Regions from separate parts of the Homo sapiens genome. Here all the other regions are linked to region 1. The links are chromatin loops, found by intact Hi-C in ENCODE. Cell type or tissue: heart right ventricle. All regions are shown on one strand. Each heading gives the region's core, and the rest is flanking DNA. Links, peaks and the distances in the headings are about the cores only.

Region 1 (5,074 bases), core at 826-4,825:
ATGAGCCACGACACCTGGCCTGTAAATTCTAAAGAATGGAATTTTGAGATCCCCAGTGCATCACCTGCCACCAACTTCACAGCTATCCCTACAAACTCAGTGAACATTTTACAATTAACAAGCGATGGCCCCTGCATCAATGACTCCACAGTCTACTAATAGCATCAGCACCTTCATGTACACTGCATCCCATTAGAACATAGAGTTCTTCAATATCTTCCCCACCTGCAGTGTACAATGATGGTTAGTACTACCAATTTCTCATGACTTCCTGCCCAGTAGAGTTTTTCCCAATTTATCTAATTTCATTCCCCCTAACAAACACCTGCCCTGTCTTTCTGTCATAACTCCCTCCTTCATTACTGAAAGCAAAATATCCATCTCTGCCACTACTATCAAAACTCTCAGCCCAGAAGCACCTTCTACCTTCCAAAAAATACATAGAACAGGTATCCCATTTTGATGCCCTAAGTGGGCCATCAGCCCCCAGTAACTTCTCACTCACACCCTCCTTTCATCTATCTTCCCTTTCTGCTGAGTCAAACATCTGGTATGGGCAGTGTCATCTGTATAGGCATTCATTTCGCTGGAGCCTCAGACCTGCGGGAAAGTTCTCAACAGGGCAAGGAGGCAGGCCTCAGTGACTAAACATTTTCTGGTCTGCCTTGACTCTCCAAGTCTACCCCTGCTCACTCTCAGTCTCCATCCTCCCTCCACCTCCCCTTTCTCACTCCACCCCTTGCTCTTCAAAGGCCTGGGTGAGACCAGCCAGCATCTCACAGCGGAAGCCAGAAGAAGCTCAAGGCTGTTGCCCCAGAAACCCTGACTAGAGAATGGCTGGCTAGGCACTGTTTGTTTTTCCCGTAATCAGAAAATCCCACTGGGGGGACAAAAAGGGGGTTCTCAGCTGCCTTGATGGCCGGAATCTGGGCTGGTCCCCTCCAGCCCCCTTGGAGGAAGAGAAAGTACCAACTTTGCAATACAGTATAGGAGGCAAAAAAAAAAAAAAAAAACAACTGTGGAAAGGGACCCCCAGAGTTAAGAGTGGAAGAGAGGGAAGGAAAGGAAGCCTGAACCACTGGATGCAGAAACAAACTTAAAGAACACCTGGCCTTCTGCCTTTGCAAGAAAGTCCCCAAGGACACATTCCATCCTGCCCTGTTACCATTTCCAAGAAAGAAAGAAAAAAAAAATATTGAGGGAAGAAAGGAACAACACCCCTGGAAGCACCTCTCATGCACAGGACACATACACACAAACCACGCAGGGGTTGGAAGGTTGATTTCCACAGTGTTCTCAGCTTTCAGCTGGGTAAAACAAGCCATCACTTCTGGTTCAGCTTTTAGGGCCAATGCAAGGGAACACCGGGTAACACAGAACAGAAACATTGGCACATCTCATGTATTAATTAATCAGGAAGGCGTGATGGCCAAACCCTCAAAAGCACTAAGGACAGAAAGCTGCTATGGATACAATGATGCAGACAGAGATGCTACATTTAAAGAAAAACAACATCCAAGTTGCTGGAATATGCTTTGCAATCCTGGGTACCAAAAACCATGGATCTTCTCAATCTGCGTAGCTCAGTGCCCCTGGGCAAAAATGAAAATAAAGGCTGCTCACTTCCAGCTTCCCGCAAATATACTAGCAATCACTGGAGCTAATACTTTCAGAATGTTATGGTAACTAATGCAGTAATTAGGAAAGTTTAGTGCAAATGTCTGTAAATATTTCCTTGCATTTCAAAGGAATCGATTCGTCCAACCAGAAGGCAGGGCCAAACAGCTTAGTCACCAGCAGGCAGGGCAAATGGCTCTATCGGTAAAACAAGGCATAAAGTAAACATGGTCATCATCCTCCCCCACCTTGAGCACAGATTCCTGCCCAGTGCATCAGCTCCCGCTATGGCCCCCCAGGAGGTAGATGGGCGAATTTCCGCAACTCTCTTCCCCCACTCCATCCCCTTCCCCAGATGCTCTTACCTGCTATCCGAAGCACTGCCCTCTCGGCAGGGTCCAGCACTGAGCCCCCTTGAATCTTTCTTTTCGATCTCTCATGTTTAGGCAAATTCCAGGGTAAGGTGTCTCCCGGAGCTGGGGATGCGGAGCCAGATTTCTGGCTGAAATCATCCTCATCGGAAAAATCCGCAGAGGAAGACATAGAGCAGCGATAGGACGCGTTCCCGGAACTCTACAGAGAATGACACAGAAAAAGCATTAACAGCAAAATACTCACATATGCTCAATGATTTAAACATCTCCCCCACCAACCACCGCCGCCCTCCCTGCCCCCAAACTGGGTCTGGCATATCCTGCACCATCCTCGGAGCTGAGGGAATATGCAGAAACCAAAAAAATAAAACCCGGAGCTCACCATCTTTTCTTGGCCAAGTCTCCAATCGTAAAAACAATACACAGGCAGTTTCAATACATGAAGATTTGCACGGAAGAAGTGTGTGGCCTGTGGTCCGGCCACCAGCTCACAAATGACTGGCCCAACAATGAAGCCAGAATCAACAGCCTTCCTGTTACAAACCTATAGTATTTGGCTCCCCCACCAGGACAGTAGAAATATTTTCCATTACTAGCCTGCTGCTTAATTCATCAATGCAACTAACTCGAAGTTTCGAAAACAAAGCACAAATGCAGGATGTTGAGTCCCAACTCCTTTCCGCTTCAAGTCACCTCACCACTGGAGACTCCGTTCTGACCAGTTTTAAGCCCCTGTCCTCTTTATTTAATTTTCTTCATGAGACTGAAGCAGGTTCCCAGAAAAGAGCAAGGAGGGAGGAAGGGCTGATTCTGAGAAGAGCCTTTTCTTAAGACTGGGAGAACACAAAAGACTGTTTTCAGAAGCCTATGGCAGCACCAATAAACAAACATCTGAACTCGGTTTAGAGTTCTCAAGATAATTTAAACTTCCAGCAAAGTAACAGCTGCCAATAATGTAAATGAGAATGATGCTGCGCAGTGACAGGAAACAGAGCTCTTCTCAGCTCCTGGTCATTACACAGTGAAATGAGAAACAGGATGCTTTTGCCAAAGCACTTTGCCTGAAGGTTAGTCCTCCCTTCATCTAGCTGGAGCAAATCTGTAGGGTCATGTCTTGCATAAAAGTGTTAATATCTTCCATAGAGGGAAAAGGCACAAGATGTTATTCCTTCCTTCTTTGTTGGGTTGTGTTTGTGATTATTTACAGAGCCACTGGCTTACTAAGGAAACAAGGATGTTGACTATCTCTGCTGCAAAATTATAAACATAACGACATATCAAAAGGAAGTCTTGACTTTCCTACTGAGAATTCTACTTCGCTGAGACTCATGGTAAAGATGCAAAACTGGTATAACTCGAATTCCTGAAATGTAACTTGCAGCCATGGATTCCTAAGAAGCAAGTTACAGGCAGAAATCAGTGAGGCATGCTCCAATTTGAGCAAAAACACTGGGCTTCCCACAAAAGCAGTGGCAACTGCAGCACAAACAGGCTGTGTGAGCCACATCCCAAAACACTCACCCTAGGTACGTGAAATAAACTCTAATTGCATCAGGACTACCAACCTTACCTCAATCTGTTTAGGCCTGTGGCTATGCATGGTCAACACCATTATTTTATTTTATTTATTTTTCTTTTTTGTGGGCACATAGTAGGTGTAAACCCCATTATTTTAGAAGTTCACGTAATATTTCCCACAAAGTGAGGTATGTAAGACGTAGCTCTCTATTCTTTCCCCCCAAAAAAGCTGTCTTCCATTTTATTTTACATAAAATTTCATCATCTTGGCTAATTTATTTATTTACAGTCTGTATATTTTTCTAATGACAATAAGGCATTAGGCAAACTTGAGGCAAAAAGTAAATAAAATTGATTTTCTGTATTGTAGCTACAATCCATAGGGAGTTGTGAGTGGCATTAGGTCAGTCACAGCATGCTATTATCAACCCAGTTTATTTTCCATGCTTTTCTGAAAATCCATCTTGAGCTTTCTGAGATTTTGTTTTTGGCTGGCTCTGCATAAAAGGGTGACATTCTTAAAGACTTTTAAGAGGGTATTGGGTTTCTTTGGCTGCTTTCTATCTTCCTAAAAATGGCTTCCTATCTGTCCTTATTTAAGGTCATCCTTTATCTGTGAGATTATATTTCTTGTTACCTGTACTATTTTAGTGAGGATAGTAATTTGATTATTTATCTTTACAGACAGACTTGGAGAATAACTGTTAAAGAACTGCTCCTTTCCAAAAACCACTGGTTATTGATTTTTGTAGAGTAAATTTTTTTAATGGCCTGAGTCTCAGCTGATTGAACAACGAAATGTGATTTATGCCACGACATAAACACCATTAATCACTCATAGCCAGATGGGAACAGTTACCACCCATGGACCCATGGGTGTTGACTGGTGCAGCCTCTAATCTGGTAGTGTCATTGGTAAACAGATAAGAGAGAAAAAGAGGAAAAGACAATCAACAACACTTCTTTCAACAATATATCATAGGAAAATATGGACCCCACACACACACACAAACTGAGGGAAATCATACATATTTATATGTGGCAAAGTCTCTCCCAGGCTACATGATCCAAGTGTTTTAACAATTAAAGTATCGGATTTTTTCCCACAAAAATTTTCATGAATACTTTTTAAAAATATAAGGTAAACTATATAAAAGTAGGCCCATTTGAACCCTGAAAATTGGAAACAGATTTAAATGGAGCTGCTTTAAAGTGGATTGATCCTAAAGAAAACCTATTATATTCTTTATTGATTTGAAATGACTTGCCAAATCATGTTACTATCTTGGGGGCTAGAAAAGAGTGCGGAACTACAGTTCCCTTTTGTTTTAAGAAAAGCAAATATGTTCTCTCACCCAAAGGCCAGAGCCTAACCTTTGATGTGGGGCTTAGAAAGGTAGGACAAAGGAAGAGGGCTCCTGTAATCAACAAAAGCCCCAGGTTCCTATCTAGTATTCTACTATTGTTGCCTAAGGTTTGATTCCTATTAAAATACAAATTCGGTAGCTAGGTCCATCAATAGGAGACTGTTTAAATATAGTTATATGGATACCATAGTCTACTCT
Region 2 (5,074 bases), core at 511-4,510, 140 kb before region 1:
TCCTATCTTCCCTTTTATTATCAAGAAAACAGATAAAAAATCTATTTTTGCTCACATTTTCCCCTGAACCTGTAGATTTTTCATCTCTTGCATAGCTGTACAGATCTTGGTGTGGGGTAATTATAATGTAATGTAACTGAAAGGGAGAAATAAATTCAGAAATCAATATACTCTGCATAGTATATCTTTTTTGGTATCTGTCCAGTTCCTTGGACAGATTATTAAAGATGTATTCTTGACAAACTCCACACTACAATGTCTAACAAACGAGCGTCGGCTTGTAAAGGCATCAGCATTACCCATTCCACATATGAGAGAGAGAAGAACAGCTAATAAATATTATTGTGCAATCTTTTAAAAATAGGAGGAGGTGGCCGGGCGCGGTGGCTCACGCCTGTAATCCCAGCACTTTGGGAGGCCGAGGCGGGCGGATCACGAGGTCAGGAGATCGAGACCATCCCGGCTAAAACGGTGAAACCCCGTCTCTACTAAAAATACAAAAAATTAGCCGGGCGTAGTGGCGGGCGCCTGTAGTCCCAGCTACTCGGGAGGCTGAGGCAGGAGAATGGCGTGAACCCGGGAGGCGGAGCTTGCAGTGAGCCGAGATCCCGCCACTGCACTCCAGCCTGGGCGACAGAGCGAGACTCCGTCTCAAAAAAAAAAAAAAAATAGGAGGAGGTATTTTAGATAAGACTAAGGATGCTTCTTTCCAGTATTCTGTCTGTTTGGCAGGAGAATATGGGCATTACCTTTTACAGGTTTTTCAAATATCCTCCTAGCTCATTACTTATATAAATCTTTCTTTAAACTCTTTTTCACCTTAAAAAAATCATGGTAAGTACTACTATGTCAAGAGCAATTTTTAACACCAGCATAAGGAAAAGAGGAGAAACCAATCCATATCCTTACTATGCTCACCTTTTTCCTACTCCTCCTACTTTCTCATAATTTGGGCAAAAGAAAGAAAAAGCTGGGAAAGCAAGGGTCATTATCACTTAACGTGTCTAAGGAGAAAACCTAATCAAGGAAACAAAATTTTGATGGAAATAAGTGAAAATGTGTGGTTGTAATATAAAGACAAATAATGACAACGAAGTAGAATGCTATTATAATACTAATAGCTAATTAGACATAGTTCATCTGTGTGCCATGACTTAAAAAATATAACTAGGTGTAACAAAGTCTGCTTGACACAGGTAGTCTATAATGACACCATTACAGTCTTATTCTTTACCACCACTGTTTTAAAGAGATTCCACTATATTTTTAAATTCCAGCTTTTACTGAAAAGCTTTTAAAACAGAATTGTAAATACTTTAAAATAAAAATCATGCAAAGGTTATTTTAAATAATTTTAAATTAGTTTTATTTAAATTTATATCATGATCAAAATTCACACTAGTTCAAAAAATGTGTATTTCCTCATCAAATCCTCCCAGCTAATGACTCTCTTGTAACGTTATACCAAATTCATAAATCAGATTCAAATTGATCATTATAAATTTAGAGATGTATTCAAGTAAAAGCATTCTGTCTTTGAAACAACAACAAAAAAAGAGAGCTCCTGGGACAGATACAGCAACCTCTCAAGTCATGTGCTTCTAACACAAGGTCACTTTACCAGACTGACTTTCTCTTTATACCTACCTATCATTGGTTTTAAAGAAATCTTAATCATGGTTGGTGATAAGATGGAATAACATGTAGGGGAGTAGCACTGCAGTGCAGGGCATGGTATGATTCCAGGTAAAAGGCAGTCTGAAGACCCTGGGCAGCTGGTGAGTGGGAAGAGAAGCATCAGAAAAGGAATATAAGGATGTGACAAATAAAAATTTCAACTACTTTGCAATTCTGATTAAAGTGCTGGTTGTGGCAACTACCCTGAATACTTCTGAGCTGAATCATCTCTTTTGGGGCTTTTGTCAAATGAGCTATAGGTTGTCAATGCCTGACCTATAATCTCAACACACACACACACACAATCAAAGAACTACCTGAACCTCAAAAATTAACTTCATCTACTTCCTGGATAATGTCTTACATGGCTCTATCCTTAACCGAACAGTGAGCCACTTGCTGGAATGGTTACAATATGAGTCAGGCTGCAGACTCGAGAGGAAGCAAGGTCCTCATAGAGCGGGGTTAGTGCTGGGCAAGTAACAGAATCCACTGGTAGATACAGCTCCAGGAAAGGTGCAGCCAGCCAGGAGTGCAGACACCTTCTGGTCATGCCATCATGGGCACTTCCCGGTGTCCCTTTCAGAGCATTATTTCCTAAGGTGAGAGATTAGGATAGGCATGACACAAGTGGTTGCTTCATCTCTTTTTTTCAAGTCTCAAGGACTGGAAAATCTAGGGGTCTCTTCATAGCATATTTTATAGTTTTAAGGCTTTGACGATACTCTGATACTTTCAGATACTTTATATGCAAACTAATTCACTCCTCTTTAAACATAAGCTCATTTCCTTGGGTCCTTGAAAATAAACAACTGAGAGCAACTGGTTGCATCCTCTTCATTAAACCTTTGAAATAACCCAGGATTATGATCAAGACAACTGACAAAAGGAGAGGAACACTAAAACTATTTTTAAAGACACCCCCAGATGATGAGATACCACTGCCACTGCTACAATCCGTTCTGATGCTTAACACCTCTTCCCTGTCAAAGAATGTTTCCTTAAATCCAGATGACACTCCATGTCCCCAGTACCACGATTCATATTTTTCTAAAATAAAACCACCCAAAATCATATCTGGGGAACTGATATGTTTGGAATGGAATTATAAATACAGGTTTATTCTTTTAATTACTTAATTAAAAATTTGACAGATGCTATATACACTCCTGTTAAATTAATCTCTGCAACAGAAATATACTTTCTGTAGGAGGATTAAAAGTTTCAAAGTGATCACTTCCTAAATGACATCATAAGTCTGCCAAACTTTCAGATTCTAGTCTACTCAACAGAGATCTCCGGACCACAGATGCTTAAAAACTAGTTTTCCCAGTTGTAAAAGCCCAGTGTCACAGAAGAGGTACTGCACTGATGTCTCTTACTAAAGCTGAAATCTAAGTGGAAGTTATTTTCTCTCCAGCCCCTGTCTGAGCACACTCCCTTTTAAAGTGACAAGTTTCACCAAGAGCAGGCTAGAGCCAGGTAACACCTAGCAAATCAGGGGCCACACTTCTGAAAGTGAACCACATAACAGCTATGGGTTTACTGGAAGATGCTCAGGTCCCAGTGCCCTAACTAGAGCTTCATGTCCATTCCTGATGGCTAAGAGAGATTTTGAAACAAAATGTCTCCTGAATATTTGAGGTCACATTCTAAAACCTCTGCTGTGATATTTCTCTATTGATAACTCCTCCTCTAGTTACTGAAATCTTACTTTTCCTACTAGGTCAAATTCTAACGTCATCCAGGCAGTGATGGTTTCCTTCTTCTGCACTCCCATATTCTTTGGATTATACCAGTACACCAATCATCATTTTACTTATAGTTTTATGTAGACAATATACATAAATGTATTAATAATTTCCTTAAGAAGAAAGGGCCCTGTCTTTGGTCCTCACTGCAAATGCTTAATGTCTGACACAGTGCCTTTCATATAGTAGATATTCAAAGAACTTTTGTTGAATAAACAAAAGATTAGTCACCTACACTTTGCATTTGACCTTAGCCATGCACTCAGCTGTGGGCTCTTGAATGCCTGCCGGATCACAGGGAAAAAAACAGAAACTCAGGAAATGGATTCACAAATCCCATCAAATGACTTCCTAGCAGGGGATTTGTGTTTGCCCCAAGGCCCATCATGGCATCTATCGGAGTTAGTGCCTGGCATCATGTTCTGCCACACAGTTGGAGTTAAGTAAATTGCTTCTGAATGACTAACACATTGAAGAGAAATGTCCACTTCTGCATGCCAAGCCTCCTAAGTATTTCCCCTATTAAGGAGCACAGAATGACACCTCCAAAGTATGGTGCTTTGGCATGCTGAGCACTTTGAAGAGAAGAAATTGGAAGTCTTTAGAAGTTGCCTAACTTTCTAACCTTCTCTTGTTTCTCTCCCACTCCTCACCAAGCGCAAAGAGGGAGGATCTCTAGAATTTCCTTAGCTGACTAGGGAAATTTCTGTCCAAAAGAAATGCAATTGCCTTAAGACCTCTCTCTAGCAGTTACATCAAATAGCCAGGAAAGATTAACCACAGAAAAGAGAAGAGATTAAAAGTCATCACCATGCCCAGACAGACTTTTCATCTATTCTTCTCAGGGCAGCTCAGAGAGATTACCTAAAAGACTTTATCTGAATAATAAGACAAATGAAGTTCTGCCCCTCACCTTCCCAGCAGCTTCCCCAGAGCTCAGAGGAACTTTGTACCCAGGCCATTGTTCTTTAAGCTCATTCATTTCCCCTGAAAATCATTTATTGCCCCTCTAAAATTTCCTATACGCCCCCCTTCCCTCTCCCCTGTGAAGAGGGTACATAAGCCCTAACCATCTGGCCCTTCTTTGAGTCTCATATTTGAAGGACTTCCAAGTCTACGCATTCGTAAATAAATCTGTATGCCTTTTTCTCCTATGAATCTGTCTGTTGTCAGCATTTCAGCAAATCTTCAAAGAGGGCAAAAAGGAAGCTTGCCCTCCACCCCTAAAACTCTTATCCATCTAAATTAGTCTGGTAAATGACTGGCTGGAAAGTGTCTAGATAAATCAAATTTCAAGACTGAATAATGAATCGTAAAACAAAACACTTTCAATAAAAATAGATATATAGATCAATGGAACAGAACAGAGAGTCCAGAAATAGACCTGTACATTTATGGACAACTGGTGTTTGACAAAAGAACAAAGGCAATTCAGTGGAGAAAGGATAGCCTTTTCAACAAATGATGCTGGGAAACTGAATATCCTTACGCAAAATCATTTGCTTGAACCTTTTCCACAAAATGAATCATAGACTTAGATGTAACAGCTAAAGCTACACAATTGTTAGATAAAATCATGGCAGTAAATCTTTATGACCTTGGGTCAGGCAAAGATTTCTTATGTATGATACCAAAAGCATACATTA
Region 3 (5,074 bases), core at 410-4,409, 210 kb before region 1:
AGTCAGGAATCTGAAGGAATTCTGACTCACACTTAATGTATCTATTATTGATTTACAGGGTCTTCATGTAAAAAGCAAAACAAGAGTAAACTAAAATGAAATATATACAAATTTTAAATTCACATACCTCACTGATTTTAGCTTCTTTGAGACTAGATTCAAATTCTTCAATAGCTCTATGAACATTTTTATGATTTTCTAAATGGCTTTCAACACTTGGCAAATCTGAGCCCCACTCAGTGCGGTCCAGTTGTACCTTCAGACAGTAAAATACTAAGTTTAAAAAAGAAATTGATAACAATAAAGACTGAAACACTCAGGTAAAGTAAACATTTTTTTACCTGCATCTCATCAACCCAATTCAAAAGATCCTGAACAAATTTCATATTGATTTCTTCTTCTGTTAAATTTTGATCCAGCAAAGAAGACTTTAGAAGGGGTTTTCGGATCTGCATCAACTTCAAAGTTTGCAATGAATTTGGCTCTACTCCTGAACTGAAATTTGGAACTAATCCTGATGGGAAACCAGGTGTATAAGCTGGAGTGACAGATGGAGTCAGGCGGGAAGTCATCCCTGATGACAGGCCAGAAGTCATACTAGAAGAGGTTAGGGAAGGTGTTAAACTCTGGGTCAGCCCTGAGGTCAGACTAGGGTGTAAGGTCTGTGCAAATCCTGAGTTTAAACTTTGAGTGATTCCTGATATCATGAGCTTTGTCTGTTCTGTTGTCAGTATGCGTCCTTTGCTGTACACAGAAGAACATTCGTTCCTTAAGGCCATAATTTCGTCACGCAGTTTTGCAACCCTGAAAAGAAAATCCAAAGGGATAAGGTGAAATATAAAGGCACTTGTAACAAAGAGTGAACTCTAATGTTAATTATAGGTTTTAGTTAATAATGATGTATCAATGTTGGCTTATCAGTTTTAGCAAATGTGCCACACTAATGCAAGATGTAAATAACAGGGGAAGAGGGAGGTATAAGGGAGCATATGGGAACTCTGTATTTTTCACTCAATTTTTCAGTATGCCTAAACGGCTCAAAAATACAAACAAGCAAAATGAGGAGGCAATTGAAATCACATTGCTAAAATTTTGCATCATGATTTTTTTCAATGAGCATTGTACTATGAGGACTTTCAATCTTATTTGTCTTTATAACTATGATTTATAATGAATACAATTACTATAGCATAATATGATCATTTTTACATTTATGTATATATTTTTCATATTTAGAATTACTATAGATTCCTAAAGGTGAAATTACTGAGTCAAAGGATCATTTAAAATTTTTGCATTTACATATTTATGCACAGAGAGAGAGAGAGAGAGAGAGAGAGAGAGAGAGGTTATAGCCTGAAATATTCCATACTTACCCCCATACACACACTTCTCAGTGATAAAGGTTTTTATACACGTATTTTCTTTCAAGATTTTGTTATGAACATTTTCATAATAGGATAAACAGAAAACTAAAAAGCTGAATTAAAAATGACACTTTTTGGCCAGGCATGGTGGCTCATGCCTATAATCACAGCATTTTGGGAGGCTGAGGCAGGTGGATCACTTAAGGTCAGGAGTACAAGACCAGCCTGGCAAACATGGCAAAACCCTGCCTCCACTAAAAATACAAAAAATTAGCCAGGTGTGGTGGCGGGTGCCTGTAATCCCAGCTACTAGGGAGGCTGAGACATGAGAATCGCCTGAACCCAGGAGGCAGAGGCTGCAGTGAGCCGAGATCACACCACTGCACTCCAGCCTGGGTGAGAGAGCAAAACTGCATCTCAAAGAACAAAAAACAGACACTTTTCTTAGATTTTTTTCTCTTTCAAACATCCCATGAATACTTTAAATGTATGTAAATGTATGCATGTAACTTACATCTATATCTAGGGTATTCATTTTAACGAGTTAGTTACTGCAGCAGTATTATACGCACCATAAAATATTTTTTCTATTGCTAATCTTTAAAAGACAAGTACCTACTTAAACACCAAAATATATAAAAATGTGACACACATTTTCAACTAAAAAACAGCAAAGAAATATATTTCATAAAATTTTCATACTCTACATTCCTATTTCAAATGCCCATGAAACAGTTACACAAAAAAAGGACAGAGAAAGAATAAGTAGCACTCTTACCTCTGTACCAATTGATCTGCCTGGTAGTATTTTCCATCAATAAGAATCTGTACATCAATTACATGCTGGCGTAAAAGGTTCTCACATTCAAGTATATACCCAGCAATTTCTGCTTCATTCTGAAACTGCACTCCTGATTCTAATCTTTTAGAATCCTGTATTTTAAAAGAACTCAGTATTAATTCTGTGAAACAAGTTTCAAAACAACCTGAAATATAAAACATCAAATATTGGAACAGAAGCCTACTTGGGCTTTCTTTAGTTTTCCTTGTTGGTTCAAAAATATGTTTTCCCTCTTCTTGTCTCTCAAGAGAGCAAACACCAATCATAATCTTTAACAAACTTTAAGTTTCAGTGGAGAGTATTACGAAGAATCAACCAAACATTATGTAAAAGTTTTAGTTCATCCAAACGCACAGTGACTCCTCTACCACAACCCCAATGGCTCCTAAAATTAACTTACAGACTGAAGAGCATTTCCAGCAAGAATCAGTTTGTCTTCACAGATGACACTGTCCCTCTGAACTCTGTTGGCAATCTGTTGCAACATTTCTAACCTAAAAGATGAGACAAAATAAAATAAAGCTTCTCCCTTTGAAGTCAAAGAGCTCACCATTCCTGAAAAGTGCTGCCCATCAAAAAGTAAAACACAATCCCACACCAATGATTCAATACCTGTGTCCATCAAAGGATTCACTGCCGAAGCTAATGCAAGAGTTGATCAGTGTTGGACCACAATGAACCAAGAGAAGATTTTCATTTGAATCAAGACTGGTTCGAGTGCTGGTAGTGTTACTAAACACAGAATCACTGCTACGGTAACTATAACTACTACTGTGCATTTTTATTCCTGAAACGATGTTCTTTCTTTCACCTTTCAAAGTAGACTAAAAGGTAGGAGGTCTGGAAAAAGCTCTACTTCTAACGGTGAAAAGTGGCAGCTGAATATTACAGCTTTTAGTGGCTCCTTAAATATGCTTCAACATGCATATGCAACACACAGCAAATAATATGCTGATAACTATTCAAAAGAATCTAGCCTAAAGCCATTCGTTTGCTAGCTGAGGTTTGCCTTTTGTAGCTTGTATTAAAACCCTACAAGTATGAACAAAGCAGGCAGATTGGGCGTCACTGGAAAGGATATGCCAAATATTTGCACTAAGAGTCATCCAATTGCAACCACCTAAAAAACAACTCAGATGCCTCACAGATGTCCAGGACAACTAGTAAAGATTATTCTGGCAATACCAATCATTAGCTAAAAGAACACAAATATCCAATCATAGTCTGACTTCTGCAAAAGACCAGGTCTGTGCTGAATAATGTAAGGAAGGCAAACAGCTAGAAATTATGAAGTACCTATAAACAAATGAATTTGATGAGAAGCAAAGTACGCTTCCATTTTAACCACCATGTCATTTGTTTATTAGGTTAAATTAATGGAAAAAGTATCCATTTACCTTTCTTTATATGACACGCTCCCAGTAATGTTACTTCTAAACCTACTATAAAGTGCCAAGTAGAATACTGATGCAATGCTTACAAATTTAATTTGTCTGTGCTTGTTTTTCCATTCTATAGGATATTACATGGCATAAGAACACTGGCTCTTTCCCATTTGTTTTTCATACACTTCCATGCCACATAGCTATTACTCGCAATACATAGACAATGCCAAAAAATTCGCATGAAGAAACATGAAGGCATTTATCCAACCAGCCTCCTAAATATTTTCCTACCTCCAATAATACTGTTACTTCTCCACTCTAAGAATAGATATTTTTCTTTTCAGGGGTCAAGAAAGGGGAAATTTGAGAGTGCCACACCAATTGCTTCTTGGCCTTTTGGCTAAGATCAAGTGTGAGAGTGCCACATCAAATATAGTGAGTGAACAGAATAGCTCAAAACAATAACAGTGGCACCTGGCATTTATTAAGTAATTATTATGTGCAAGAAATTAATCATTTTAGATACATAACTCATCTCATACTCATAACCACCCAATGTAGTAGGCACTATTACATCCTGTTTACAAATGAAGAAACTGAGGCTTAGACGGTTAAAGAACTTGTCTAACATCATACAACTTTGCAGGCTGAGCTAATAATCTAATTTAAAATTGAGTGGCTTCTAGGCCCTGAACTCTCAACCACTCTCTGCTTTCTTTTATGAACATATCTTAAAATTCAGCTACTGTTCTGATGACTAAAAATCTACTCTGTATCCTCTGGAATACTTTTCCATTATTTCAAATGATTAACATAGTATCTCATTTCAATCACTCAAATTACCTTTTCCGTAAAAGCTGCATCCTGTATATTTATGGCTTGTTTTGGTTTTAATAATCCAGTTATGTACACATATTATTATACTTTAACATAAATGTAATCAGTAATTTAATAAAGGACTGACAGGTTAGACATGCTCTCATATATTTATTTTATGCATTATTTCACAACGTTGAATCCTGAAGTCAATGTGTAAGGCACAGAGAACATGACAATACTGAGCACCTCTAATGTTGTGTCAGGCGCTGTGTAAAGCACTGGCAACGCAAGGGACAGAAAAAAAACAAGGGTTTCTCTCCACATTCTTGGAGCTCATATCTGTGGAATAGGCAAGACTTAAGCAATCACCGAAATAAATATAAAAATACAACCAAGATAAGCACTATGAAGGAACAATACATGGAAACATGAGAGTTCTAAGCAAGATATCTGAACTAGCCTAGGGAACCATGGAAAGTTTCTCGAGAAAATAATGTTGGAGCTGAGATCTGAGAATGTTTAGGTGTAAGGCAGCCAGTGTGGCTACTGTGCAGAGAGCAAGGGGGCTGGAGAGGTGTGTCTGGCCACACAGGCCTTACCCTGTAATATGGTTTGCCTGTGTCCCCACCCAAATCTCATCTTGAATTGTAATAATCCTCATG
Region 4 (5,074 bases), core at 398-4,397, 490 kb before region 1:
CCCACTAAAGACAATATATATCATAAATTTACTTCTTTGTAAATAGGATACATACCTAATACCAGGTCCCATGAACTGAAACAATCACTCCTCATTTCTTCTAATTGCTTAGAAAGGACTAACTCAAAGCAACCATTCCTCTTGCAAAGTCTGTTCTCTGTATTCTTAAATCTTCCTTTAGTGCTATAGTTTCACTGAATAATCCGTAAATTAGAGAAAACAGTATCTACCTCACAAGGTTATAATGGAAATTAAAGAGTACCACATCATACTTCACTGATTCAAAAAATTATGTCTCCCCATGTCTGACATCTCCAAAATGGAAGTGTATCTTACAATCTACAGCATCTTACAATTGCCATCCGTAAGAGTGTAGCTGCATGTAGCTATCATCGCCTGTCCATGCACAAACTCGCTAACACTGGTAGCATGACTGGAACTCAACTTCCAGTGGAGGTGAAAGAAATACACAAGACACTACACAATGTGTGAAAGTACGCATAAAATGTAAGTGGGCTCTGATTGTGATTTCTGAAAAACAAATAAAGATGAATTCCATAACATTTTTCACCACATCCTGTACCAAAATCATCAAAGCTGCCATGATTGCTTCAGGATTGTGGAGATTGATCTGTTGATGTTATTTTTGTAATTGGGCAGCAGGGCTCTGCCACGGAGAAATTTTAATTATCTTCAGCAATGACAGAAAACAATAACAAAGTTCTCAGAACCATTTGAGAAAGGAGTTTGGGTCCTGGTTATTCTCTGGAAACCTTCTGCTGACACCTCAAGAATGCTTCACGGCATGCCAAGCCTTGCAGAAGAGGTATCAGTGGCATGGGAGATAATAGGCATCTTCTAAAAAATGCTGTGCTACCCACAGAAGACAATACTGGTAGTGAAACAAGAACCTCAACAATTCTGAGTCAGAGTGATTCAGTGAAGATAGACTGAATGCAAAAAACGTTTAGAAATACCTCAATTTCTTCGTACTTACCTTTTTATACATGCACAAGAGTGATATCTGATAAAAGAATCAATGTCTAGCTAAGCCTAATACAGCTCTTTCAATATATATACAATGACATTCTATGTGATATTAAATCATTTAGCAATATTTCAGTTGCACTTTTTTTCTAAGGGGTATATAAAATGATGATGTGTCACTTTTGATACGGTTTTAGGTTTCAGGGAATGCAATATAGAGAAGGCCAAGTGCAGTGGCTCACACCTAGTCCATTCTCAACGAGATGTAGATGTTCTTGCTGTTGTTGTTAGGACTTTTTAGTTGCCAAATCTGATTGAATCAAATCAAGCAACATTTGAAGATAATCTGAAATTTTAATATGTAAAAAAAAAACCCCAAACCAAGTTTGAGACAGACGATGTTATATTACAATTTGAACATAAATGTCCTCTCTAAACAATTGATTTCACGTCTGAATTTGAATCTTCAAACGATGATTGCAAAGTGTAATTTGATTTATATCTTCCCTTCTCCTCTTTCCCTAGATCTCTTGTCTACATGGTAAAATTCAACAGCCTAAGGAGGCAGAAAGAGAAAGAAAAATAGAAATTAAAACAACTCCAACCCACTGGTATACACAATCCATAATTCAATTCTGTATGTTTTTAAGCTTCTAGCAGTTTTGATTAAATCTTGCTGGAATTTAAATTGTATCAGAAGAAAAGTTTAGCATTAAAATATGGAATTCTACCAAACATGTCCCCAAGTCAGGAGAGATACTCAAAGAATATAAATTAAAGAAGAAAGAAAAAAGCCTAAAATCTCCAAATATTCTGGAAAAGTCACATTTATTAATATTTTAAATTGCATGAAAATGCACGTTATGGTCAAATGGATAAATAGAGCTATAGGAATATGTGTAGAAGTTTTGTCTTATCCAACAGTATAATGTGGTGTATTTTCCCTTCCCAATGGTTAAAAAAAAAATTCCATTCAACAGATGTTTGGTTAAAGCTTGGCAATTTTTCTATTTTATCAATGTCACATTTTCTATCTATAATATATTGAATAATTTTTCTCAAAACTTTCATAGAATTTAGTAAGTATTTAAACTGACTATAATTCACTTCTAAAATATAATTTCATTGTCTAAAAGTTATCATAAAATACATCAGATCATTCCACACCAAAATTACTCTGTGGAAGAATTTTTCTGATAATATTTTCTGAAAACAATTTCAAATATATGATAATTATATACTTATCCAGTAACCTTAACAAGAATGCTTCAAGTTAGACTGACACGGGATTACGATTTCCTGGAACTCTGCACCAGTCACTGGGCCCCGTGGGCTCTGTTTTGTCTCCTATAGTTTGGGGATTGGAACAGATTTCCAAGGCCCCTTCAAAATGAACTATGACTAAAACACCGTCTGTGTTGTTCAGATGATTACCCACCAGAGGGCACCAAAGCACCTCACAATACCTTTCTTCAACTCAGTTCCCTGAATCAGATCATGGAAGTAGGTGGGGGTTGGTTGGTTTGGGTTTTTTTCTGTTTATGTCCTGTAATTCGTTATTACATTAATAAAGTCACATTTCAAACCTGAAAATATGAGGCAATCGGACATCTGTTATTGATTATTCTAAAGGAGACATTTCTGAGCACATGCACAAATTTATCTTTACGAGTAATGTACCCATTTTTCAGTCATGCTTAAGATTGATATATTAATGGAGGATGGAAGATAAAGACTTCCAGTCTTGACCAAGTAGTGCATTAAATTAAACTCAGTGGTTTTGGCAGAGAGATCCTTTGCAAGATTGATGTTCTATTATGTGAGTCTGAAAAGCAAGACAAAGGAGAATTGCTGGAGTCTCTGAAGTCCTATCCGTGTCCTAGATCGAAGGAAATGAAACATATTCCTTAATCTAATTTGTGATCTTCCTTCTGCAAAGAGTCATTGCAAACTGTGGAATAATAAACTAGCAAGATATGATGTGCTCAAAACATCACTGAATAATCGTATTTGCACTGCAAATAATCACATAAATGAACATTTCTATTGACCTAAAAAGAATGACAGAGAGAGGTTTTGAAGCACTGATTCTTTTTCACAGGATTTTAAATCATTCTCCTGGAATTGGAAGTCCTTGAAGATACAATGGTGATGAGAAAGCAGAAGGCTTAGACTACTAAAAGTGACAGGGGAGTGGAGGGAGGGTCGTGTCACATCTACCACCGAATAGGTTGAGCACATAAAGAGAGTAAAGCCAGTTGCATTGTGCCATGGCATCTGTTCGACTTCACACTGATGTGATGTGGACCACTTTGAAGGTTACAATAGCAGAATTCAAAATTGCAAAGTCAGGGAGAACAGATGCTAGACTCAGGGATGTGCATGATACTGAGATTATTGCAAACCCGATGAAAGACATGAACAGGCCCTTTTATTAAATATGAGAAGAGTCTAAGCCATAATAAACACTGTGAACCTGAGGACTCAGAGTGATGATGTGGTGGCAAGAGTTAACAGAAATAGAAACCAAAATGGAAGGGGATGGAATAATGCAATAGCAACAGGTAAAAACGTTTTTGCAAAAAGTTGCCAGCATGAATTTAAAAAGGCATTGAAAAGATTTAAAACCAAAATCGTGTAGGTTGACAACACCAAATACATACGGTATCTTTCCAGGGCACCATCCCTAAAATAAGTGGAAATGTATCTAAATAACAGAAATATGATTCTATAAGTCTCAGGTAGAAAGGATGCTGGAATTATTATCAGCAACAACCCTCACCTTTTTTCTTATTTGTATTTTTAGATCTAAGAATATTGGATTTAAATATTAACCAAATAGGCTGGGCGCAGTGGCTCATGCCTGTAATCACAGCACTTTGGGAGGCCAAGGTGGGCAGATCACCTGAAGTCAGGAGTTCAAGACCAGTCTGGCCATCATGGGGAAACTCCGTCTCTACTAAAAATACGAAAATAAGCCAGGTTGTGGTGACGCGTGCCTGTAATCCCAGCTACTTAGGAGGCTGAGAATCGCTCAAACCTGGGAGGTGGAGGTTGCAGTGAGCCAAGATTGCGCCACTGCACTCCAGCCTTAGTGACAGAGCAAGACTCCGTCTCAATCAATCAATCAATCAATATTAACCAAATAAAGGGCATAAGACAGCAAGTCAGAGACTTTCGGGTTTTATGATTTGCTTGTTCTGTGGTTGGGAGAGGTAACTCAAGTTTGTTGACTCTCAGTTCTCTACACTGTAAAACGAGGATGAGACTAAACTACATCCTCAAAAGCAGAGCCAGTGGGATGTCCGTCTCCTGAGTTTCTTCCATGTCATGCTCCGTCTCATAAAAGAATAACCAGGGTATTCAGTGATCATGATTTTGTTTGCAGGTTGCACAACTATTTGCTTAATTTTATTTTTAATATTATAAACATTATTGGAAAACAAGCCTAAAGTTGGAAATAACCTAAATGCTCAGTGACAAAGGATTATTTTTCATCCTTATAATCCATTCAGTGGACTATCAGGTACCTGTTTGAAATGATGTAGAAGATTATCCAGTGGCTTAAGGAAAACACTTGGTTACTACAGGAAGATAAAGAAGCTCCAAATCAGAATAACTACAATTTTGGTTTTAAAAATAATGGCACCAAAATGGTAATAATAGGAAACTCTGGTTGGCAGAATTATTTTAAATTAGGAACGAAAGATCCAAGCATAAAAAAAAATCAAAAAGTCAAAGCAGTTATCTCTGTGGGGTTATGAGTGATGGCTGCGTATGTGCGTGTGCGTGTGTGTGTGTGGTGTGTGTGTGTGTGTTCTTTTCTACAACATAAACAACACAAAGGCAACCAATATCTCTTTAAGTAGCATTTCTACTGAAGCCTGTGTAAGGAAGCACAGCTCAAAGTGTCCATGGTTCATCCACAAGGATATCAAGCATTGTTTTCAAACAGACGTAACCTTTTCCTTTGGCTCTCTGGCTGTTTGGCCTTCCATCAGGAACAGTCACCTTCCTGGTCACTAAGAGGATATGAATCAGGTCTCCAGGTTAACTGAACACAATGAGCGCTTGCCCCTGGAAACCC
Region 5 (5,074 bases), core at 665-4,664, 84 kb before region 1:
TAACAAATACTGAAATGCAGTAACAGAACTTGCAAGTGTTATCAAATTACTATTCTAGAATCATAAGAAGTCACTCAAGGAAGAAGTCAGGTAGAAACTAGAACTGCCAATGAAGAGAATGAATTCCAATCAACCATAGTAGAAATAATGCACGAAACATATGCATGCCAGGATATCATAAAGGAGAAGACTGTAAAATAAACGTACAGTGCAGAGGTGAGATATGCAAGAGATTTCTGGTCTGTCTTGAGGCAGAGGTGATGAGAGGCAGCAAAAAGCAATCTGTGCTTAGAGAACAGAGATGTTAAGATGAATGGTGAAGTATGAGTTATGAGATATAACAGAGATCTTGAGGTACTGCCAGACAGACTCAAGTTAAAGCAATTACTAGCATCTGGAAGAAGTCTCCAAAGATTTTACTCAGACTTCAGTTATTGGTCCCTGACAACTATCAGGAATGGAGCTATGACAGCCTTTTATTCAACTTTCCTAAGCAGGAAAACAAAGGCATCTCTACCACCCAAAAACTCAAAAATTTTAAACATTCTAAAAACACCTAAGTAACATTTCCTCTAAGGACTTAGCAAATTTGGTTTTGGGTTCATTGTGTTTACTTGAACTATATGTGGGCAAAGAGAATCTGAGCAAAAGGATTTGTCCTACTTAGCTAGTCACACGCACAAGTTAGTATTCTTACACTACAGCCTCATGGGACCAAAACCCAATCCATCCACTCTAACTGTGAAAGTTGAGCCTTATCTCTCAAAGATTGATTAATTGAAGCATGGATTCACATTTTGTAGAAAGCTTACATGCCTGAGACTTCAAGTCAAAGTCAATTTGCTTAATACAATTTCTATGATACAGTATAAAAAGCATGTTCTTATAAAACAAGAACACATGAGAACACATGAGTATAATGTCTCCCATGTCCATGACATTTCCACATCATGAATGTGACCACTGTTCACTGACAATGCATTCTTTCAACAAGTAGTTTCTGAGCACCTACTGCATGCCAAGTACTAACCAGGCTAGATGCCGAGATACAAAGATGGGTAAAAGAAATCTGGCTTTGACATGCTGGCTATCATGTTGTTTGGGAAGATAGCACTGCTGTCTTTCTAAAGCTTGCAGTTTCTCATCAGACATATAAGGCCTTTCTCTGCAATTGCTGCGGTATCTTTTTTTTTTTTTTTTCCTTTTTGAGACTCAGTCTCGCTCTGCCACCCACGCTGGTATGCAGTGGCGTGATTTCGACTCACTGCAACCTCCGCCTCCCAGGTTCAAGCAATTCTCCCGCTTCAGCTTCCCAAGTAGCTGGGATTACAGGCACGCGCCACCATGCCCAGCTAATTTTTGCACTTTTAGTAGAGTCGGGGTTTCACCGTGTTGGTCAGGCTGGTCTCGAACTCCTGACCTCAGGTGATCCACCCGCCTCAATCTCCCAAAGTGCTGGGATTACAGGCATGAGCCACCGCACACAGCCTTGCAGTACCTTTAATAGTTCTGATTATATGGGAAACCCCAATTCTCTTAACCTAGAAACACAAGTGGACAACCCATGCTTTAAAAATCTAATGAGTCAGTGCTTTTTTTCTGTTTTGACTTGGCTCATGCCCTTAAGCTACTCTTAAATAACACAGTAAGGAAACCTATTTATACCACCACAAGCAGCTGCAGCTTGTCAAAAAAAATCAATGAATTTTCTAAAAACATTTCTTTGGCTTGGTTTCAGTTTTCAGTTCATCTTAGAAGGTCATCAGCTAAAGATCAGGTAAGATCTAATGAATCAGCATTCTTGCACACAGCTAATGCTCTATCAGTCTCAACTTACACATTCATACATTTTTTAAAACTAATATTTATTGAAAACCTACTATGCTTTATGAGTTGAAGATACACTGGTAAACAAAACAAAGAGCCCTGACAATGTGGAATTAAATTCTAACAAAAAGAGAAACAGCAATCAATAATAATAAAAATAACAAGTGGCAGGGAGTGATGGCTTACATCTGTAATCCCAACACTTTGGGAGGCCAAAGTGGGCAGATCACTTGAGGTCAGGCATTCAAGACCAGCCTGACCAACATGGCGAAATCCCATCTCTACTAAAAATACAAAAATTAGCGTGGCATGGTGTTGCACATCTGTAATCCTAGCTACTCGGGAAGCTGAGATACGAGAATTGCTTGAACCCAAGAGGCGGAAGTTGCAGTGAGCTGGTATCGCACGACTGTACTTGCCTGGGTGACAGAGCAAGACCCTGTCTCAAATAAATAAATAAATAAATAAATAAATAAATAAATAAATAAAACAAATAAGTATTAGAGGATGTTCATAGTGATGGCTGTGAAATAAAACAGAGCAGGTTAAGAGAAATTGAGGGTGTGGAGGTTGAGGGACAAGTGAGAGGCAAGATGGAATTTTAAATAAAATGATCAGAGAGTCCCCATTGAGAAGGGGGGCATCTGAATAAGACTTAAAAGAGATGAAGGAGTTAGCCATACAGATATCTGGAAGAAAGACATTCAGATAAAGCCAACAGCCACTGCTACAGACCTAAGACAGGATATGCCTGGTGTACTCAAACAAGAGCAAGGAGGCCATTAGGTATGAAATAAAGAGACCAAGACAAAAAGTATTAAAAGATGAAGCTAAAGAGGTAACAGAAGAGCCAGGTACCACAGGACCATATAAGCCATTTCGAAGACCTTCAATTTGATTCTCACTAAAATAGGAAGCCACTGGAGGGAGCTGAGGCAAAAGAATAACAGATCTGACTTGTGTTTAAAAAGGTAACCATTGTGTACCGAGAAAAAGTTTCTCAACACAGAATATTTACCAAGTGCTTATTTCTAAGGTATAAAAAATTATTCCAACCTAGAATAGACAACACAATCCCAGAAAATAACAAGTTGAATGACTAATACTACCCAATTTCAATACCTATTATAAAGCTACAGTTGTCGAAACAGTGTGGTTTTGGCAAAAGAAAAGTCAAGTCGACCAAAGGAACATAACAGAGGGCCCAGAAATAGACCCACACAAATTTAGTAAAGTGATCTTTGACAAAAAAGAAAAAGCAATTCAACAGAGAATGGATAATCTTTTCAACAAATGGTACTGGAACAACTGGACATCTATATGCAAAAAATATACAAATTTAGGCACAGACCTTATACCTTTCACAAAATTTAACTCAAAATGAATCACAGACTAAATGTAAAATTCAAAACTATAAAACTTTAGGAAGATAACATAAAAGAAAATCTAGATGACCCTGGATTTGATGATGAATTTTTAAATACAATACCAACATCATGATCCATAAAAGAAAAAACATAGGTTGGATTCATTAAAATTAAAAACCTCCACTCTGCAAAAGACACTGTTAAGAAAATGAAAAGATAAGCCACAGACTAAGAGAAAATATTTGCAAATCATGGCTGGGCACGGTGGCTCACACCTGTAATCCCAGCACTCTGGGAGGTCAAGGCAGGCGGATCAAGAGGTCAGGAGATCAAGACCATCCTGGCCAACATGGTGAAACCCCATCTCTACTAAAAATACAAAACTTAGCAGGGCATAGTGGAACCAGAGAGTCAGAGGTTGCAGTGAGCCAAGATCACACCACTGCACTCCAGCCTGGTGACAGAGTGAGACTCCATCGCAATATACACATATATTTGCAAATCACATATATGATAAAGAACTAGTATCCAAAATATACAAAGAAATCTTAAAAAATCAATCATAAGAAAGCAAACAACTCAGTTTAAAAGTGGGCAAAATATCTGAACAGACAGTTTACTAAAGGAAATATACAGTTGGCAAATAAGCATATAAAAAGATGCTCAACACCATATTAGAGAATTGCAAATTAAAACAACGTGAGACACCACTATACACATCTATTGGAATGGCTAAAATCTAAAAAGATTACAACACCAGACGCTGGCAAGGAGGTGGAGCAACAGAAACTCTCTTTAACTGATGGTGGAAATGCAAAACAATACAGCTACTTTGAGTTGTTTCTTACAAAGCTAAACATAGTCTTACCATATAATTCAGCAATTACACTTCAAGGCATTAACCCAAATGATGTGAGAAGAGGAAGGATGCGGGAACTCTGTACTTTCTGCCTAATTTTTCTGTAAACTTAAACTGCTCTAAAAGTCTATTAAAAAAAAATTGGTCAGGCACGGTGGCTCATGTCTGTAATCCTCACACTTTGAGAGGCCAAAGCGGGTGGATTGAGTCCAGGAATTCAGGACCAGCCTGGGCAACATGGCAAAACCCCATCTCTACAAAAAAACACAAAAACTAGCCACGTGTAGTGGCAGGGACCTGTAGTCCCAGCTACTCAGGAGGCTGAGGCAGGAGAATCACCTGAGCCCGGGAGGTCAAGGCTGCAGTGAGCCAAGATCACGCCACTGCACTCCAGCCTGGGCAAGTGGCGTTGCAAGTTGAGACCCCGTTTCACAAAGAAGGAAAGAAAAAATGTATTCCTGTCCTCAAAAAGCTTATTCTCTTATTACTTTATTATCCATACTCTGCCCACTTCCAACATGGAGTTAACACATACGAAAAGGATACTAAAAGTAGAAATAAAATATCAAAACTCATGTGTAAGGAAATCAATACAGTTACATCAAAATTTTGGCTAAAGAGTTATTTATTGATGTTCCTTTGCTGACTTCCTTCAGTCAAGCCTCACTATATGTTCTCATTGCATATGAATCTGCCCTTCAGAGCATCCATTCTGGTGTTATAACTTAATCAGTGTCTAAACAGCAGATAAGACTCCTAAACAGCAGATAAGAGAGTTTAATGATGCAATAGTAACCAGGAAACCATTAATTTGGTAAAGAAACTGGGGTACAGAGAAGTTAGACAAATCATGAAAAGTCCCACTTAAAAATGGTACAGCCAGGTTTTCAACATTTGGTCTGTTTGACTCCCAGGCCTCATGGTATTGGTGTTACGCCATAAAGTATGATATAATTTTTGGACCTAATGTTATCTTCAAGTTGTAAAAGGCAGTGACTCAATAAAAATAATTTAGTTAAGC
Region 6 (5,074 bases), core at 403-4,402, 480 kb before region 1:
AAAAATTTCCTCCCTCTCAAGAGAAACAAGAGAAAACACTCCCACTCTTCTACAGTATAATTTTGTGTCTACAAAGGACGCTTTGAGACAATAAGGGGAGATAACCAATCCCTCTCAGACCCTGAGAATGGCAGAGCAGCAGAAAGTAGGAACCTAAATGACCAAGCCAATGAATTCATCTTCTCTGGAACATTAACCTCTGAATTCCTTGTTATGTAAGTTAGTAAATATCCTCATTGTTTAAGCTAATTCATCTAGTTTTCTATTACTTGGAACTGAGACAATTTTTTGTTTTTTTGTATTTCTTTGTCACCCAGGCTGGAGTGCAGTGGAGGAATCACAGCTCACTGCAGCCTCGAACTCCTGAGCACAAGAGATCCTCCCGCCTCAGCCTCACGGGTAGCTGGGACTACAGGCATACGCCTCTGTGCCCAGCTATTTTTTAATTTTTTGTAGAGATGGAGTTTCCTTATGTTGCCCAGGTTGGTCTTGAATTCCTGGACTAAAGTGATCTGCCCACCTTGGCCTCCCAAAGTGCTGGAGTAACAGGAATGAGCCACTGCACCTGGAAGAAACAATTCTTAAAGGTATATCATAAACACCCAAAAGCATTTGCGCACAATCATTTCAATTAAACTACTGTGAAAAAAAATTTTAACCTTTTCTAATTTGTGCTAATCTCAGCACTCTAACCAGAAATTATTCAACAAGCTGTCCTTTGACTCAACTAAGCAGGGGGGTATTTGCAGAATATTTGTAATTTTTTATTTCATAAATAATTCTAAACATTAAAATAAGTTATTCTAGGACAACCTAACCATTTTAAATTATTCTCTCATTTGTTGAGCTATAATTTTTATATACTAGACAAATATAAAATTTTAAATCTCTGCACCTATACACATCAAAAGTGTGTTCTTCAGAGATGTGGACAAATCAAAAAGAATTGAAATGACACTTCTTTCATAAGATAATTTTAGGTGGATGATTACACAGCTTCATGCATTGCAGAGGAAAAAATTCAATGTGAAATGGCTTGATTTGTCTACAGTTAGAAGAAAATCTCGGTTAAGAGCACAACAGTGGCTATCCAGGGCAGTGACCACTTTGTTATTTGATTAAAATTCCAGTTGGTCATGGTTGGAACCAGGTTCTTACTCCACAACCTCTTCTCCTCACCCCCCTTAAAATTCACTTACATTCCTTTTGTTTCAGAGTTATCTGCCATTGGCTGCCAGGGAAAGTTTGTTTATATTTCTTGGGAACGAAGCTTCAAGGTCACTTCCTATCATTAATTCTCTGTGAGCAAGTGTCGCTTGGGACATTTCCTGTTCCTATTCTCAGTGGTGCTGAGGAAGAGAAATTTTCAATGGTCTCTAATTTTTAATCTTCTACAGCAGTCTTCAAATATATGCTGGATGCTGGTATACCATTCATTTTATTTAACTGTGACTATTTCAGTAGAAAAATGTCCACATAATTTCTCCATTAAAAATGTAATATGCTCACTGCTGAGACTCTATCTGTAGAATGGGCAGCATGGTATTTTCTGCCATCTTTGGAAACAAGCTAGGTGGAGTACAGATTGCTTAGAAATCAATGCAAATAAATACTAAGTATGAATCCAGAGTATCTACTATTAGCTGAATATCGAGAACCAATTGTTTTGGTCATCTTTCCTAACTATAGCCAAAAGACAAAATTCAATTCAAAACACTTAAGTAAAAGTGTTATTTTAATCATTGGTGGCTTTTTAAAGATGGAAATACTAGTAAAAAGTGGAAGGACTTACCCTAGAAGATAATGAAGGCATACTATAAAGTTATAATAGTTCAAGCAGTCTGATAACAGGGTAAGAATAGCCATAAGTCAATTCAAAACAAAATGAATACTAGATAAACGCAGGACCCATCAAAAACCATCCTACATATCACACAGCAAAAGAAATCTAAGATGTGAGAGGGTGTTATGTAAAATTGTGTCCATGAAAGAATCAAAATATTGATAAAAAAAGTGTCTGATGTTGAGACCCAGAGGCTTTTCTGGACATAAAGGTAGAAAAAAAATAAAGAAAAAAAACTGATGTATGTGACTGCAAAAGAATGTAAATCTTCCCATCTTAAAAGAATCCTGAACAAGATAAGAAAGGAAACAATTGTGAAAACTTTTTTTATAAGATATGATAAAAGGAGTTAATGTGTTCAACAGAGAGAGATCTTTTAAATCAATTAGAATTAATTCAATGTCTCCATCATAGAAATATGGGCAAAGGATGTAAATAGCCAATTCGCCAAAGAAGAATCACATAAATGGCCATAAATACGAAAAAATTGCTCAACCTCAATGATATTCAAACAGAAACTAATTAAAACAGCCACAGTAAATATTTATACAAAACCAATTGATATTCAGAGTGAATGTACAGCTATTAAAGGTAATCACACTCAGCTACTAAAACTTCTTTCATTTGAATTAAAAGCAAGGGAAATGCTCATGATATATTTTAATTGGAAAAGTATCATACAAAACAGTTTATGTTGAATGGTTGTAATTATTCAAAAATATATGCTTACGTGTAAACATAAGCTAGAAAAAGACTTGAGGCCATATAGGCGTTATCTCTAGGTGGTGAGATTTTAGGCTACTTTAAATTTCTTGTTATGCTTTTCTGTATTTGTCTTTTCCTTTATTAATCAAAAAAACAGAAAAGGTCAACGGCCCACATGGAGTCTGATCTCCAGGTCCTCGCCTACATTCACGTTCCCAGCAGTGGCCGCTTGAGGACACTAGGCTCCTGGATTGCCTGATTCAGATCCCGATCTGGAAAAACCTGTCTCTGTTCCCGGCCTTCCTCAGAGTTCAGCTTCCACCGGCATCACGTCCCTCTCTGAGCACACACCGTGAGAATTAATCAGAGCCTCTCTGTAAAATGTGAGATTTGTCAAATATATGAAAAGCTAAGCAATAAAATTTGACACACCAGCTAAATACAGGTGGTGTTAACATGCAGTTTAAAATAACTGCGGTCCCTCTGTGAGGGCACTGCACATGATTAACACAGAACTCTATCCTATAGCTGGTGTTATTCCTGCATTTTTCAAATGCTTTTACTTGGACCTTTTCAAAATAAACCGTACAATTGGGCTTTATGTGCTTATATGGCAAAGCTGCTCCCTATGATACCATCACAAGGCGAAAGCATAAAATCTAGTTAAGAGTTCTTGCCAAAACATGAATCAGTTGTAGCATAATATTCTGAACTCTGGTCTTCTTTTTTTCCATTCTCTAATATTTCTTCACATCACAGCCCAAACAATTGCTCATAATTAAACTGAGTGCAGGAACAGGCCCTGGCAGGAAATGTACTTGGCAAAGATCCAATAGCTCTTCATTGTCCTCCACACAGAACAATTACATCAGTTCCTTCCATTCCCAGAAAAAGAATGGATTTTGCAGAGCAACAGATGAAAATAAAAGGAAGGAGGCAGCTTATTTACATATTTCTAATCAGGTTAATATATAATCTTTTTATGGAAAAAGGAAATGCCTTGAAGAATTGAATGATCATCTTAAAAACCTGCTTTCCCTTCCTCTAGGATCTGCACCACATGCTGACCACAACTTCTGCTCACCAGTTACTCATGTCTGCTGAAAACCCTCCAGGTTCAAAGGGAAATTCAGCCAATAAGTGTGATATATTCCAGAGTCTGGAAGCTTCAAGAGAAGTTAAATGCCATCAAGTTGCTGTTTGAAAAGTTAAAAATGTATCGTCACTCAGTTCTTCAGCATCTGCTATTTATTCAGTAGATTCACTGAAAATCCTAATGCAGAAAGAGGATTTAGGGACTACATTTGTACACTGGGATAGGGTAAGATAAGAGACATCTTATGAGTTGTTTGGCTTCAGCTCATCTAAATGACAAGGAATCACAGCCCAATCTGCTGCATTCTGATGACCAATGCTTTATCAGCTTAAGGGCATGCCAGGAGAGTCAGGTGCCCAGCCCCACCTCAGGGGCAACCAAGGTGAAGAGATATCGGCCTTCAACCCAAGTTCCCCCCATTCACGTGGACCATCCCAGGCCTTTCCTCTTCTGCCTGTTCACCAGCTCCTGGGTAGACTGGAACTTCTCAGGGTTCCCCAGGAAAGGGCAGTTTGAGTAGAGGGGCCCATCCTCATAAATCCAAGAAGTGCCAGAGACATGCAGAATCTGCAGTTCAGCCTCTCATTGACATCAGATGAAAGAACACTATATCCACAGGAGTGTCTGAGCCATTCAGGAGAAGTGGGTACCATTTTGGGTGCCAAGAAGACCTTAGACTTTCCATTCATATGTTATTTGAATTCCTTGACCTTTCATCTATTTCTCCTGGGCTAAACCCCTAAAGGCCTCAGCTCCCTGGGCCATCAGAGAAGTGAAGATGATCGGACAAGCAGAAAGGAGTTTCCAGAATCCACACCCAAGTCCCTGCTCCACAGAGCTGGGCTGAGTCCCCTTGTGACTGGGTTGGACCCAAGAAACAGGGAGGCCAGAGGTGCTTAGCAAAGTGAAGGGGGACAAGGCAACAAGTATTGTGCCCCAGAAAATGAGGGGACAGCTCCAAGATGTTTATTCCCCCAGAGAATAAATCCTTGAGGTGTGTCCTACACCAGAACACTAATTCAACAGGGCCAGAGATATGCCAACTCCTGGAGAGGAAGGAGCCGGCTTCTAATCAAATGTTTACAAATGGATTCCTGTACAAATCCACAAATCTTAGAGACAGTCAAAGCAGACACTTTGACCCTGCAACTGGACATAGAGCATGGATTTCATGCTCTCATTAGCTGAGAACAGTATTCCTTGAAATACAGGAGACAGGAGCAAAATTAGAGAAAATCTGGATAATTTGATCTGAGAAAGCATTTACACAGGACAAGGAGAGACTGGCCAACCTACCAGGCTGGCTGACAGGAATGGTGGTTCTCTTCCTCCTCACTCAGGCTTGTCCATGTGTCAACGCATCAAGAGTATTCAGAAAGTATTGGCAGGGAGAACTCTGTAAAAATGCCCCAATAAAGAAGCAAGAATAT

What was found. Peaks named below come from ENCODE experiments on the same cell type or tissue, not always from the same donor. Only the 100,000 strongest peaks of a DNase experiment are listed, where the experiment ranks them.
Region 2: a loop joins it to region 1, with 5 times the contacts of the local background. A loop is called at or near these places in 88 of 110 quality-filtered maps.
Region 3: a loop joins it to region 1, with 5 times the contacts of the local background. A loop is called at or near these places in 88 of 110 quality-filtered maps.
Region 4: a loop joins it to region 1, with 4 times the contacts of the local background. A loop is called at or near these places in 34 of 110 quality-filtered maps.
Region 5: a loop joins it to region 1, with 3 times the contacts of the local background. A loop is called at or near these places in 61 of 110 quality-filtered maps.
Region 6: a loop joins it to region 1, with 3 times the contacts of the local background. A loop is called at or near these places in 12 of 110 quality-filtered maps.

The regions. Positions count from the first base shown.
Region 1 is chr6:56,849,415-56,854,488 of GRCh38, forward strand. It overlaps DST (dystonin), which reads right to left. Exons shown (of 104, transcript NM_001374736.1): 4 at 1,983-2,190. The region is part of intron 1 of DST-AS1 (DST antisense RNA 1); the gene reads left to right. Among named protein-coding and RNA genes, the nearest start is that of DST-AS1, 8.0 kb to the left of the region's middle. RefSeq lists a silencer at 2,377-2,671. In heart right ventricle, for the core only: CTCF peaks have their summits at 2,565 and 2,772; DNase peaks (open chromatin) are centred at 1,916 and 2,477; H3K4me3 peaks cover 2,435 bases; H3K27ac peaks cover 3,068 bases.
Region 2 is chr6:56,711,438-56,716,511 of GRCh38, forward strand. All of the region lies in intron 5 of DST (dystonin), which reads right to left. Among named protein-coding and RNA genes, the nearest start is that of DST-AS1, 130 kb to the right of the region's middle. RefSeq lists enhancers at 2,984-3,033, 3,199-3,759, 3,760-4,321. In heart right ventricle, for the core only: no CTCF peak of the experiment used is centred there; a DNase peak (open chromatin) is centred at 2,176; H3K27ac peaks cover 3,705 bases.
Region 3 is chr6:56,639,802-56,644,875 of GRCh38, forward strand. DST (dystonin) reads right to left here. Exons shown (of 104, transcript NM_001374736.1): 16 at 2,609-2,702; 17 at 2,146-2,300; 18 at 342-804; 19 at 128-256. Among named protein-coding and RNA genes, the nearest start is that of DST-AS1, 200 kb to the right of the region's middle. In heart right ventricle, for the core only: no CTCF peak of the experiment used is centred there; no DNase peak of the experiment used is centred there.
Region 4 is chr6:56,356,990-56,362,063 of GRCh38, forward strand. It overlaps a transcript of COL21A1 not described here. Among named protein-coding and RNA genes, the nearest start is that of COL21A1, 110 kb to the left of the region's middle. In heart right ventricle, for the core only: a CTCF peak has its summit at 2,432 (motif pointing right); a DNase peak (open chromatin) is centred at 2,412; H3K27ac peaks cover 8 bases.
Region 5 is chr6:56,765,342-56,770,415 of GRCh38, forward strand. All of the region lies in intron 4 of DST (dystonin), which reads right to left. Among named protein-coding and RNA genes, the nearest start is that of DST-AS1, 76 kb to the right of the region's middle. RefSeq lists an enhancer at 1,695-1,814. In heart right ventricle, for the core only: a CTCF peak has its summit at 2,760 (motif pointing right); no DNase peak of the experiment used is centred there; H3K27ac peaks cover 3,062 bases.
Region 6 is chr6:56,367,443-56,372,516 of GRCh38, forward strand. It overlaps a transcript of COL21A1 not described here. Among named protein-coding and RNA genes, the nearest start is that of COL21A1, 120 kb to the left of the region's middle. In heart right ventricle, for the core only: a CTCF peak has its summit at 2,770; DNase peaks (open chromatin) are centred at 2,809 and 3,362; H3K27ac peaks cover 4,000 bases.